Linked DNA regions of Homo sapiens: all the other regions are linked to region 3. A link is a contact called in ENCODE Hi-C or POLR2A ChIA-PET data. All regions are on one chromosome and are shown on one strand. The core of a region is the stretch at or near the end of the contact, and the rest is flanking DNA. Distances in the headings are between cores, read along the strand shown. Region 1 holds the start of TUSC2 (tumor suppressor 2, mitochondrial calcium regulator). Region 2 holds the start of TMEM115 (transmembrane protein 115). Region 3 holds the start of UQCC5 (ubiquinol-cytochrome c reductase complex assembly factor 5).

What was found. Hi-C counts contacts between places; a loop is a spot of excess contacts on that map. ChIA-PET counts read pairs that join two places held with the same protein, here RNA polymerase II (POLR2A). Pooled maps may share reads with other maps.
Region 1: a loop to region 3 is called in a pooled map, with 5 times the contacts of the local background. The contact joins the promoter of TUSC2 here to the promoter of UQCC5 in region 3. A Hi-C loop is called at or near these places in 1 of 168 maps with a recorded cell type or tissue (spleen), 1 of 37 single-sample maps with no recorded cell type and 10 of 50 pooled maps.
Region 2: a loop to region 3 is called in a pooled map, with 13 times the contacts of the local background. The contact joins the promoter of TMEM115 here to the promoter of UQCC5 in region 3. A Hi-C loop is called at or near these places in 1 of 37 single-sample maps with no recorded cell type and 8 of 50 pooled maps. POLR2A ChIA-PET finds 5 or more read pairs at or near these places in 1 of 52 experiments (OCI-LY7).

Annotation. Positions count from the first base shown.
Region 1 is chr3:50,325,424-50,329,677 of GRCh38, reverse strand. TUSC2 (tumor suppressor 2, mitochondrial calcium regulator) reads left to right here and starts at 1,455. Exons shown (of 3, transcript NM_007275.3): 1 at 1,455-1,724; 2 at 3,201-3,321; 3 at 3,492-4,254. The coding sequence starts at 1,579. The coding sequence ends at 3,557. RefSeq lists an enhancer at 1,211-1,320.
Region 2 is chr3:50,356,603-50,360,909 of GRCh38, reverse strand. It overlaps TMEM115 (transmembrane protein 115), which reads left to right and starts at 1,389. Exons shown (of 2, transcript NM_007024.5): 1 at 1,389-2,697. The coding sequence starts at 1,847. It overlaps LOC127898564 (CYB561D2-LOC101928965), which reads right to left. Exons shown (of 5, transcript NR_183066.1): 3 at 2,234-2,792. RefSeq lists enhancers at 1,170-1,469, 1,196-2,086.
Region 3 is chr3:52,534,638-52,539,082 of GRCh38, reverse strand. UQCC5 (ubiquinol-cytochrome c reductase complex assembly factor 5) reads right to left here and starts at 2,478. Exons shown (of 2, transcript NM_001124767.2): 1 at 2,177-2,478. The coding sequence starts at 2,327. It also overlaps a transcript of NT5DC2 not described here. RefSeq lists an enhancer at 1,626-2,159 and a silencer at 2,493-2,792.

The DNA of each region.
Region 1 (4,254 bases), core at 206-2,705, 2.2 Mb after region 3:
GTGAGCCACCCTGCCCAGCCTGGACTCTTTATTATTATAGGCGCAGAGCTGCAGTTGCCCCTCATGGTGCCAGAAGTTGCCAAGGGTGATGGACAGGCTCCCAGGTGTCTTGCAAAGTCACCATGGACCAATTTGTGAAGATGTAGTATGCATACATACTTGGTCATCACTCAGCTCCCTGGGGCTCAGGTTGTGGTGGAGACAAAAATGGACTGCAGTTAGAACTTAGGGAAACTGGCTGGGCATAGTGGCTCACACCTGTAATCCCAACACTTTGGTTGGGCTAGGTGGGCAGATCACTTGAGGCCAGGAGTTCGAGGCCAGCCTGGCCAGCATGGCGAAACCCCATCTCTACCAAAAATACAAAAAAAATTTAGCTGGGCGTGGTGGTGGGCGCTTGTAGTCCCAGCTACTCAGAAGGCTGAGGCAGGAGAATCGCTTGAACCCGGCAGGCAGAGGTTGCAGTGAGTGGAGATCACACCACTGCACTCCGATAGAGCAAGACTCCAACTCAAAAAAAAAAAAAACGGCCGGGCGCAGTGGCTCAGGCCTGTAATCCCAGCACTTTGGGAGGCCAAGGCGGGTGGATCACCTGAGGTCCGGAGTTCAAGACTGCCTGACCAACATGGTGAAACCCCGTCTCTACTAGAAATACAAAAAAATTAGCCGGCATGGTGGCAGATGCCTGTAATCCCAAGTACTCGGGAGGCTGAGGCAGGAGAATCGCTTGAACCCTGGAGGCAGAGGCTGCAGTGAGCCGAGATCGTGCCACTGCACATTATCCTGGGCGACAAGAGTGAAACTCCATCTCAAAAAAAAAAAAAAACAAAACCATCCCTTCAACACACACACACCACGCTCTGGGAGAAGGTGTGGCATAACTCCTTCACCAAATACAGAGCTGCCACCGTGGACCAGACACTGCTCGTGATACCGAGGGTATAGCTGTTAACAATTCTTGCTTTCATTAAGCATGGACTCTGCTGGGTTTGAAAACACTGAATTCGAAGTTCTTCAGAACTGAATGTAACTATGTGAATCTGGCCAGTTCCTTAATTTTCTTTCAACTTGGTTAGTTCACATAAGCGTGGCAATCGCAAAAATACAGCTGTGAAAATAGAAGCCAGATGGGCACCCGGCGGTCTGGCCTTAGGCCCTGAAGTGCAGGTTTGAGGATTGGTGCTTGCGAAGTCCTGCTAGGCCTGAACTCAGGTGTTGGGGGACGTCAGAGCCGCCAAATACACCCAAAAGACCGGGAGGACTCACGGCCACCACTTTCCTCGGTGGGAGCTGTCCCAGCTGGTCAGATCGCGCTTGCTGGGACCTGGGATCTCGCAACGCATGCTGGGATGCCCAGCATCTAAGGGCGCCCATTGGTCCCGCCCCCACGACTTGAGCAACAGCCAATCAGAGGTGGCAGCGTGCGGAAGCGGAAGTGAGGTTTCCGTGGAGACAGCCGAGCCTGCGGAAGGCGGCGGCGGCGGCACCTGCGATCAGCGGCTGGGGCAGGTTATGGTAGTGCGGACTGCGGTGTGAGCAGAGCGGCCACGGGGCCCGCCATGCGCCGGCGGCCCTGACATGGGCGCCAGCGGGTCCAAAGCTCGGGGCCTGTGGCCCTTCGCCTCGGCGGCCGGAGGCGGCGGCTCAGAGGCAGCAGGAGCTGAGCAAGCTTTGGTGCGGCCTCGGGGCCGAGCTGTGCCCCCCTTCGTATTCACGCGCCGCGGGTAAGGGCATGGGTTCCACCCTGGCGGGGGGAACAGGCGGGCGGCCAGGCGTCCCGCGCCACGGGGGAACTTCCACCGCTGTACCCCACTACAGCCAAGCCAGGACGACCCCCATATTTTGAGCCTCATTGGAGCTGGGGGTGGAGAAAGCCGGGCAGTGGTCTCCTGGCGGCCTGGCCACTCTGAAAGTCTCCCTAGGGAAGAGTGGGCCTGAGGCTTGTCACTGGTCGGACCTTCCGCACGGTAAAGCTAAGCTAGGGCCTCCATAAGACCTCCATAAGATCTCTTCCTTTCATCCCTTCCGGCTCAGCCTGCATACTGAAGGGTCCTAGCCTCCCTTTCCCCCCCAGTTATTCCAAGGGGATAATAACCCTCTGTTTAGGCTGCTTTTCCTGACAGTAGTGGGGCTGAACCTTTGAGCGTAGTGGCTGGGAAAGCAGGGATAGGCCTCAGTATTGGGGGTGAGGCTGAGGAAAAAAGACCCTCACCCAGTTATGTTCTCCAGATCCAGAGCGCTGACCTACCCACCCAACCCCCAGCCCAGTCTCCCAGAGGCCCGCACAAGAGTACCAGATTGGCTTGGCTCTAGTGGGCTCCTGGAGATGGGCGCTCCCTGTGCTAGAGATTTGGCTGTAGACACCAGGAAGACCCAACAGTGGCAATTCACCAGCCACCTGGGGTGTGGGGTCAGGGGAGACGCAGCCTTCATTCCTTTGTGCTTCTTCCTAGCTTAGGCTTCTGCTATTTCAGTCTTTGACACTGGGCCAGCAGCATCTTCTGGAGTGAGACCAACATGCCCAGGCCACCACCCTGCCCACTCTAGAAGTCCTGGGTGAAGGCAAAGTCCTGATATTAGAATGGCTGCCCTTGCTGAACAAATCAAGGATGAGAACTGGCCTTGGTGGCTGCCTGGATGGTGTGCTCTGGTGTGGGCTCTCTTCTTGGGGGTCTGACATAGTAGCACTGCCCACCCATCACCTCACTTCCCACTTTCTTCTAGTAGACCCCAAACCCCAGGCAAAGGATTCTCCAGGCAGGCCAGGCACCGTGGCTCACGCCTGTAATCCTAACACTTTGGGAGATGAAGACGAGTGGATTGCCTGAGTTCAGGAGTTCGAGACCAGCCAGAGCAACATGGCAAAACCCCGTCTCTACTAAAATACAAAAAATTAGCAGGGTGTGGTGGTGCATGTCTGTAGTCCCAGCTACTTGGGAGGCTGAGGCAGGAGAATTGCTTGAACCCAGGAGGCAGAGGTTGCAGCAAGCTGAGATCGCGCCACTGCACCTCCAGCCTGGGCAACAGAGTGAGATTCTGTCTCGAAAAATTTTTTTTAAAAAAAGGATTCTCCAGGCATATTATCCTCTTTTCTTCCCACTTGGGGTTGGGAAGACCACAGACTTCCCCGTGACCTGTGACATTTGCCATGCCCAGGTGTGGGGCTCCAGCCCAGCCTGTTTCCTTCTCCCTCTACACAGCTCTATGTTCTATGATGAGGATGGGGATCTGGCTCACGAGTTCTATGAGGAGACAATCGTCACCAAGAACGGGCAGAAGCGGGCCAAGCTGAGGCGAGTGCATAAGAATCTGATTCCTCAGGTGAGGGGCTGGGCAGCGGTCACAGAGCCTACACTAAGCGTGTGGAGGTGGACCCAGATGGGATCTGTTGTCATGGTGGGGGCTTTTGCGGGGGGATCTGGGAGGAACAAGGAAGCTTCCTGAAGTAGAGGCCCTGAGCTGACCCTTACTAGCCTCTGTTTCCATGGCAGGGCATCGTGAAGCTGGATCACCCCCGCATCCACGTGGATTTCCCTGTGATCCTCTATGAGGTGTGACCCTGGGAGGTGGCAGACAGAAGCACCCCCTGCCCCGGCAAGAAACTCCCAGGCTCAATCAAGGTGTGGCTTCCATTGAGGAGCCCAGGCTGGGGCCACAACCCTGAATAAACTCTGTTGGCCCATAACCTTCAGCTGTGAGCGGGTCGGTCCCACAGTATTGGTTGGGTGTTGGTTTGTGTGTGGACAAGAGGTGGTTGGTGGGTGGTGAAGGCTAATGGCAGAGTTAGCACCCCACTCTCCCAAGCCACCCCTGCAAGCAGCACAGCAGGGCATATACCAGTCAGGAATGCCCGTTACCTGGTTCCTTGCCTGGTCTGCTTTCTTCCAAGTTTGCCTGGGGCCTAGCCCTGCTAGAGGCTACAGCACTTTACAAGCAAGGTATGCTTTCTTCCAGCCCCTAGGCTGTGGGCACTGTATACAAGTAGGAACTTCCTTTCCTTCACTTCCCTTTTAACCCCTAGTCAGAGCATTTCAGCCGTTTGCTACCTCGATTCCTCCTGTGTTGGACAGAGGCTGGGGGCAGTGCCAGCCTGATTCTTCCGACCTACCTGCCATTTGTTCCCGCCTTCAGATGGATGGACAGTTTGCTGGCTATTGATAGGAGTGGGGACTGGGTGGGGGCTTCTCCCTCTACCCAGGGCTGGGCTGATCCCCCTACTGCAACTAACTGTTGCCCCCCAACCCCGAACCCCCA
Region 2 (4,307 bases), core at 140-2,639, 2.2 Mb after region 3:
TAACCTGTAGGCCATGCACACATCAGCACACACTGAAATCAGTGGCTGAAAGGAAGGGATCCTGTGTTTTATAAAAGCACTTTGTCATAGAATTATTTTAATTATATGGACAGCTTTTTGTTTTGTTTTGAGACAAAGTTTCGCTCTTGTTGCCCAGGCTGTAGTGCAATGGCATGATCTTGGCTCACCGCAACCTCCGCCTCCCGGGTTCAAGCGATTCTCCTGCCTCAGCATCCCGAGTAGATGGGATTACAGGCATGTGCCACCACACCTGGCTAATTTTGTATTTTTAGTAGAGATGAGGTTTATCCATGTTGGTCAGGCTGGTCTCAAACTCCCGACCTCAGGTGATCTGCCCGCCTCAGCCTCCCAAAGTGCTGGGATTACAGGCGTGAGCCACCGTGCCCAGCCTATATGTACAGTTTTTTAAAAGTAACTCCATATACAAAAAAAAAAAAAAGACACAGAACACAACCTGTCAGAAGTCACTGTGGCGTGAAGTGGGACCAGAACAGGCCTAGCCCAGGCTTGTGGAGAGACCTGGCTTGTAGAGAGACCTCTCATCCTCCGCAGTTATCAGAAGTCCCTGGTGGGGAGGAGGGTCACTGAGGGCTGCCCAGCCTCGTCCCTATGCGGGAGGGAGCCCTAGGTTCGTGCTCCAGGTCCACCTCACTTGGAAAAAGGGCAACGTGAAATAACAAACAAAAAACTTTTCCAAGTGGGAGAAAACAAACAAAAAAAGGCAACATGTGCAGCACTCGCTGAGCACCCAGGGTGGACTGGCATTTTACACCCCTTTCCCCTTTGATTATTAGGACAGGAAGATCATGTCATCAGCTACATTTTATGGCCCATGAAACTGAGTTTCAAAAAGGTTCAGGAACTTAACCAACCAATGCCACACAGCCTCCGAGGCAGAGCAAGGGTTCCAGCCTGGGTCAGGTCCCATTCACCAGACCACGGAGGTTCTGTTTCTCACACAGTGACACCTACCCACACGCCAGCCAACAAGGACACACTCGCTCAGAGGTACACGCACAAATAGAGCTACTCTTCCTAGGGAATTCAGCAAGTGTGGGGGCTAGAGCTGTGTTGCTTCCCGAACCCTCACCGCCGCTTTCAGGGGTTAGAGATGCTAATTCATCCCTTCCCACCTCCTGAGAACCGACGGAAACGGTCCCTGAGAACTACAACTCCCAGCACACCCCGCGCTCACCACAACGGGACCGGTCCGTGCTCATGGCCTCCTGGGACTTGTAGTTCTAGCCAGAACCCTGTTCAACTCTTCCCCGGCTGCAACCAAGGACTCCGTATCCCAGCATGCAGAGGAGCCGGAAGACAGGCGCTTAGAGGACAGCCCGCTGCCGCCGGGGACGCGCAGGCGCAGCACCCCTGTTTGTCGGCCCCCCGAGAGAAGAGGTACGGTCGAAGCCAGGAGCCAGGCCGAGCGGGAGCTGACCAGGCTTGACTCGGGTACAGAACGAGGCACCAGTCCCCTTGCGAACCGAAGGGCCTCGCAGTGGATGGAGGAGGCCCAGCCCTGAGGTCAACGCCAACCAGGCTAGCCTGGCACGGGGCCTACAGGGTGGGTAGGCGGGCGTGCCGCAGCCGTCCAGGGCCTTCCCTCAGGTCCCGGGCGAGGGGCCTACGCTGCGGCCCGGCAACAAGGCCCGACTCGGCCCCTCGGGACCAGAGCCCCACCCGATCGGAAGCGGATCCTTTACCAGGGCCATAGGCCAGTGACTAGGCCGGGCCTGGGCCTCCCATCGGGGCCGGACTAGGACGAGGCCCCGGGGAGGCCCCTGGCCTACCAGACCCTTTTCTCAGGCCGACAGCCGCCAGGAAGATGCAACGTGCCCTGCCAGGCGCCCGCCAGCACTTGGGGGCCATTCTGGCCAGCGCCAGCGTGGTGGTGAAGGCTCTGTGTGCGGCGGTACTATTCCTCTACCTGCTCTCCTTCGCCGTGGACACAGGCTGCCTGGCGGTCACCCCGGGCTACCTCTTTCCTCCCAACTTCTGGATCTGGACCCTGGCCACCCATGGGCTGATGGAGCAGCATGTGTGGGACGTGGCCATCAGCCTGACAACGGTGGTGGTGGCCGGGCGTTTGCTGGAGCCCCTCTGGGGGGCCTTGGAGCTGCTCATCTTCTTCTCAGTGGTGAATGTGTCTGTAGGGCTGCTGGGGGCCTTCGCCTACCTCCTCACCTACATGGCTTCCTTCAACCTGGTCTACCTGTTCACTGTCCGTATCCACGGCGCCTTGGGCTTCCTAGGTGGCGTCCTGGTGGCACTCAAGCAAACCATGGGGGACTGTGTGGTCCTGCGAGTGCCCCAGGTGCGCGTCAGTGTGATGCCCATGCTGCTGCTGGCGCTGCTGCTCCTGCTGCGGCTCGCCACGCTGCTCCAGAGCCCGGCGCTGGCTTCCTATGGCTTCGGGCTGCTCTCCAGTTGGGTATATCTTCGCTTCTACCAGCGCCATAGCCGGGGCCGAGGGGACATGGCTGACCACTTTGCTTTCGCCACTTTCTTCCCTGAGATCCTGCAGCCTGTGGTGGGTTTGCTGGCGAACTTGGTGCACAGCCTCCTGGTGAAGGTAAAGATATGCCAGAAGACGGTGAAGCGCTACGATGTGGGTGCCCCATCCTCCATCACCATCAGCCTGCCAGGCACAGACCCTCAAGACGCCGAGCGGAGAAGGTACTGTGAAATTTTCCAAAATCTTGTCAAGCTAGGAGCATACTGGTCGAGTCACATGCCATCTGTTGAGGTGTTCGCTGTACATAGGTGGAGACCTACAGTCAGGTATTGGGGCACATCCGGAAAGACAAAATCAGTCTTTGGCCTTAAGGAACTCAGCAGTTAGGTGTCTGGGGTCCACGAGGCACTTTTCTCACCACTCGGGCCACTTAATAAGTCTCAAGAAATGCAGTTTCCTTTGGTGCTGTGAAGTCCCAGTGGAGGGACACAGAACCCTGGCCTTGCCTCAGAATCTCAGAATCCTAGACATTGGGCCTGTGGGAGCCAGAAGCAACCTGCTGGTACTTTCCCCTGTGAGGAAGGGACAGGGAAGGAGGCCTGGGGTCCTCAAAAGGTGATCTGGGCCACTCCAATTTCCAAATGCTGTGTCCTCTTCCTGGGCTTTAACTCAGATGCTGTGCTTCTCTGCCACTTACTTATTGAGAGGGAAGCTTGGGGTATTACCACATTTACCTCTGTCTCCAGCAAGCATGTGTCACCAAAACCAGGGACAGGCTACATGACCCACTGAGGGAGCCTGCTGACACCAGGGAGTGGCGATGACCCTTTCATTATCTGTAAACCAAGCTATCCACAGCATCAGGAGTCCCAGCTGAATTATTCACTGAATGCACTTTGGCCAGGGCAGGAGGGATCTTTTTAAATTCAGCTTACTCTCTCTCCCAGATCTGTGGAGCCAGCAGAGTGGTCCCAGCCTTCATAAGATCCACAGCTCCATTTCCAACATTATTCCTCACTGTTTTGAGGCAATTACTCGAGTAGTAAAATCTGGGACGGGCTTTGTCTTTTGCATTGCCAAGGCTCCTGCTTTTGCTCACCTGTGAATGGGGTTGTGGCAGGAAGCTCTATGAATTTAGCTGCAGTTATCCCTGTATTTACTCTCCACTGGGCTATGGAATTGAGTGTGGGACACACTCCTTTCTTGAAGGAGTTCCAGCTGGGGAAGGGCCACAGATCACTATGGCCCAAGGTATGGTAGGTGTTGAAAAGTATATACAGCATGCTGCAGGGCATAATTCTGGGCCCTAGAGCTTGGGTCTTTATAGGTGATAAGCCCTAAGGACAGAAGTCTCTCTTAACCTTAGCTGGTATTAAAGATGGGGCCAGGTGAGCTGGGCCTGGTAGGAATTGAGCTGTCCCTCAGAGCCATTCAGGTGGGGCCAGGCCAGTGGGGACCCCTCCTCCACTGAGAGGTGTTGGAATGTTAGGGTTGGCTGGACATTCAAAAACCTCTGCCTAGGCCCAAGAAAATGGACAGGGGGGAAGCAGGTTGGTGGGGAGGAAGGGAGGGTCAAGAGGCGGGTTCTTGGCATAGCCTTATGGTTGTTAGCTTACATGGGGGTGGCGGTTATTCCTCCAGCCAGTTTGACATCTGACTGCATGGCCACGCCCAACTCCAAAGGGCTACCAGGAGAGGGAGGCAGGGTTTCCTATCTGTCTCTCTGGTCCTTGTGAGGAAGTGACTAGCGTAACACTAGCTCTCTGCCTTGGCAGGCTTTAGATGGAACTGGCAAGGGCATCATCAGGATGGCAGCCTGGGTAGCAGCAGG
Region 3 (4,445 bases), core at 1,229-3,728:
ACCCCCAAATGGCCATTTCCTCTCTTCCTTCACAGAGGAAAGTCATCATAAGGAACTCTTCCAGCTAACTTCCAAGGGCTTACTCCTGTCACCCAGCTCTGGTCCCACCCTCTCAAGGGTCCAGTATCTCCAGCCTCTCTCCACCCTCTCCTTCTAGATCATTATTTGCATATCCTGCAGTCTCTCCTAGAGGAAGGGGGGTTACCTCCCCTTCACAGAGCCAGATGTATTTAACCTCCTGTCTTCTGTGATAACAAATCCTCCTGGTTTCCCTCCTTGCCTTTCTGGCCATTCTCAGTTACCCTTAAAATGTTGGGATTTGGGCCAGGCGCAGTGGCTCACGCCTGTAATCCCAGCACTTTGGGAGGCCAAGGTGGGCAGATCACCTGAGGTCAGGAGTTCTAGACCAGCCTGACCAACATGGAGACACCCCATGTCTACTAAAAATACAAAATTAGCCGGGCGTGGTGGTGCATGCCTGTAATCCCAGCTACTCCAGAGGCTGAGGCAGGAGAATCACTTGAACTTGGGAGGCAGAGGTTGCGGTGAGCCAAGATCGCACCACTGCACTCCAGCCTGGGCAACAAGAGCGAAACTCAGTCTCAAAAAATAAATAAATTAAATTAAAATGTTGGGATTTGACTTCCATCATAATTTGCTTCTGAATGGTTCACAAATCCCAATTTCTGGCCCAGATTTGCCTCCTGAGCTTCAGCTCTGTATAACCATATCTACCTCGTCACGTCCCAGATGGTGCCCAGGATGGCCCTGCCTGTGTTCGGCACCTTCAGGAAATGCACTACCCCCTGCCCCAGGTGTCCCACCAGAAGCCTCCACTCCTCATCTCCTGAGTCCACTTAATCACCATGCCCTGTCAGTACTACCTCTGGGCTGTCTTTTACTTCCATCCCTTCTTGGTATCCTTTCTGCCCCAACCTAGACCAGGCCACTGTCTCAACTCTGGACAGCCATACAGCGTAACTGTTCCTACCAATCTGTCCACAAGGAGCCATTCTCCACATGTTAAAGCCTCTCCCTAAAATGACTCAATCCTTGGGATCCATTCTTGGTTCTCCAGTCCCTTTGCCACCCTGCCCAGGCACCCTTCTAGCCATCCCCACTTTGTTGATCTGCTTCAATCCCTCAAACACACAGCATACTCTCACACAAGTGCTCCTACCACTGCCATGGAGATGCTTTCAATTCCACACACCTTCCCCTCATCTGACTGACACCTACTCAGTCTTCAGGTCCTACTTTACTTGGTAGCTGCTTCCGGAAGCCTTCCCTGCACCATCTAGTCCAGTTGAGGCGCCCACCCGAGAGTCCTATGTTCCTCCCACTTCCTTCTCACAGCACTGATCACTTTGTATGCTAATTGTCTTTATCATCTTCTTTCCCATTAGAGCTCTTCTGGGGTAAGGGACACCTCTGCCTTGTTCATTATAGCCCCTCAAGAATGCTCATTAAGTATCAATGAATGGATGAACAGAAGGACTAAGGATCTTTAGGAATCACTAATGTAACAATTCTTTAAAATGTGGGTTGGCAAGTCACAAGTGATAGCGTTTCAGGAGAGGGGCAAAGCAGAAAGGGCCGAGGGGTTGGGGAAGTCCTCCTGAAAGGAACTGGCCTGTCCAGAGTTAATGCTCAGTAATGCAGTGCCAGGCGTTACCACTATCTTTACAGTGCTGATCATCTGGACCCAGACCAAAGACCTGGTGCCAATGACTGTCCTGTAAAGGTAGTGGTAATTAGCAAAGCCAGGCAGATCAGCTCCCTCCAGAGTTTGGACAGAAGAATCCAAAGAGAAATGGCTAGTTAGCAGGAGTTTCCCTGACCCCTCATATCCACCCCCTTCTACGATTGTTGTGAGCAAGTCTGTTCCTTAAGCCCAAACGATGTCACCGGCAGGGGTGAAGGGCAGGCATGAGAGGGCTGGAAGAAGCACGTGATCTCGCCTGTAAGTGCAGGGAAGGTCACAAGGCTGGACGCCAATGTGCCCGGCCTACAGGAGAGCCAGGCCGCCCTGACTGCCAAGCGAATGGAACTGCACTCGCCCAGCGCTCTGAGTGGAATGCGCGGTCTGCAATCTGAGAATACTCCCCAGAAAAACGGATCCCTACCGCCTCGTGCCTTCCTGAAAGGAAACAGAGACTGCTACCCCCTCACTTACAGAAGGTCTCCTGGCCCACGCGCACTTTAATCATGATCCACTCCATCGTTCCTCCCAGGACAAAAAAGAAGGGCAGGAACCGGTAGATGCCAAATCGCTGCTTCCCGGGCACCCGCTGCAGAATCCGTCTCACCTGGGCCCTGGTGAACATGCTCGACCGAGGTCGTGGAGAGGGATATGACGGAACTAAGCACTGGATCGCCCGGACGCAGCCGAGACCGCCCCGCCCGTTCTCGCCGTGTACCGCGACCTGGGAGACTAGCGAGCGCCGTCCTCCGCCACTGTCTGGTAGGCGCACGAGTGCCGGAACTGGGCGCCGACCTTCTAAAGCGAGGCGGATCCGCCAATCAGACTGCAGCGGGGGCGTGCAGCTCCGCCAATCAGAGCACGGCAGGGCGCGCGTGCTCCCTGAAGCCGAGCAGGGCCTCGAAGGAGCTGGCGCAGGCGCCTCAGCTCTGGAGGTGGGACGGCCCAAAAGGGAAGGACAGCCCACGTGGCGCCGGCCCGGCCCCGCCCCCTGCCTCCCCAGTGCAGGTCTGAGCTCGCAGTTGGCAGCCGCGCCCCCTACTCTGCCACCGCCATTTTTATTCCTAATACCCAGATAGAAGTGATGACCCTCTCTGATGGACTATGTACAGCACCACATTCCAAAATGCAATTATGCAATGCCTTGCGTTTATTTCGGAGACGTGATTGGTGCCTAGACTTCTAAAGTAACAGAATTTGATATGGAGTGTTGAAAGCTGAACTTTATCAATTATCACAGCAAAAATCTAAGTAAGCGCCCCGTGAGAACCCTAAAATTAATAAAAGCTATCTTGTATGGGGCACTTACAGTTCCACAGGCACTTGTAGGCGCTTTATTCACAATAATCGCAGAAGAGCAGTATAAAGAGCATGCACTCTGTTACCAAACCACATCCCTGCTCTACAGGTGCTCCCTTAGCCCATCTGTGCCTCAATTCCCTAAGCCGTAAAACGGAGGCCTTGTTCTGACGCTGTGATAATTTAGTGCGGTAATAGGAATGATGCACTGAACACAACCCTGGAGCATAGTAACTGATTAATATTAGTTAGAATATTCATTATGATGATAATGATTGGCAGAGCCCTCGCTCTTCACATGTATTCCCAAACATGGTTTTTGTTTGTTTCTTGAGACAGGACCTCGCTCTGTCATCCAGGCTGAAGTGCAGTGGCGCAATCTCGGCTCACTGCAACCCCCTCCTCCCCGGCTCAAGCCATCCTCCCACCACTACAGGCGTGCACCACCACGCCCGGCTAATTTTTTAATTTTTTGTAGAGATGGGGGTCCCACTATATTGGCCAGGCTAGTCTCAAACTCCTGGGCTCAAGAGATCCTCCTGCCTTGGCCTCCCAAAGTGCTGTGATTACAGGCGTGAGCCACCGCGCCGAGTCTGAACGTGTATTGTTTATATGTAGTCTCTTAACTGACAGTTTAAGAGACTATGCCAGGTAGAAGCAGGGCTCTGACTTAAGAGACTTCACTTGTAATTGCGTCTTCTCATGCTGCTGTGCTTGCTGAAGATAACTGAAAGGGGCTGTCACCCCATTACCTAGGACTAAAGTAAAAACTGCAGGAACAGCTTTGAGAAAGGAGACAACTATTAGACAATCTAAGGAAGGTAAATGAAAGCTTAGAACCAATGAGACGATTTGGTGATATGGACACAAAATATACAAAAGCAGACTGGAGAGAGCAAGCAGGGCCCCAGAAAGGGTCATAGGGCCCGCAGTGAGCAGCCTGAGCTGCCGCCTGTACAACCGGCTTTGGAGGGCCAGCCCGGAAGCCTCTTTCTCCTCCGGGTAGACTCCGCCCAAGCATGCACACACACAGGCTTGATGCTCGCTCCCGTTTCTACAGGAGGTTTTGACGGCTGGATGCTGCAGGGCATCCCCTCGCCTGGAGGAGGTTCACTTGTGGCCAGGTTCCCAGCACACCCACTTGCTCACTGGGGCCCTGGGGACACCGCCACACTCGAGCCCATCCTACGGCCTCAATCCTTACCAGTCCCCAGGCCATGGACTGCCACACTGTAGGTCTTCAATCAAGGTTCAGTGGAGTTTCGAATGTACACACACCCTGAAAGACAGCGCGGCCACCTCAGAAAACAACGCGCGCCCAGCTGGCTCCCCTCCGACAGGGCCCACGGCTACTGGGTCGGCCTCCTCCGGACCCTGAGCACAGCCTGGTATGCGTGCGGGCTCGGAATACGGATCTGAGCAGAAGAAATGCGAGTGGAGAGCG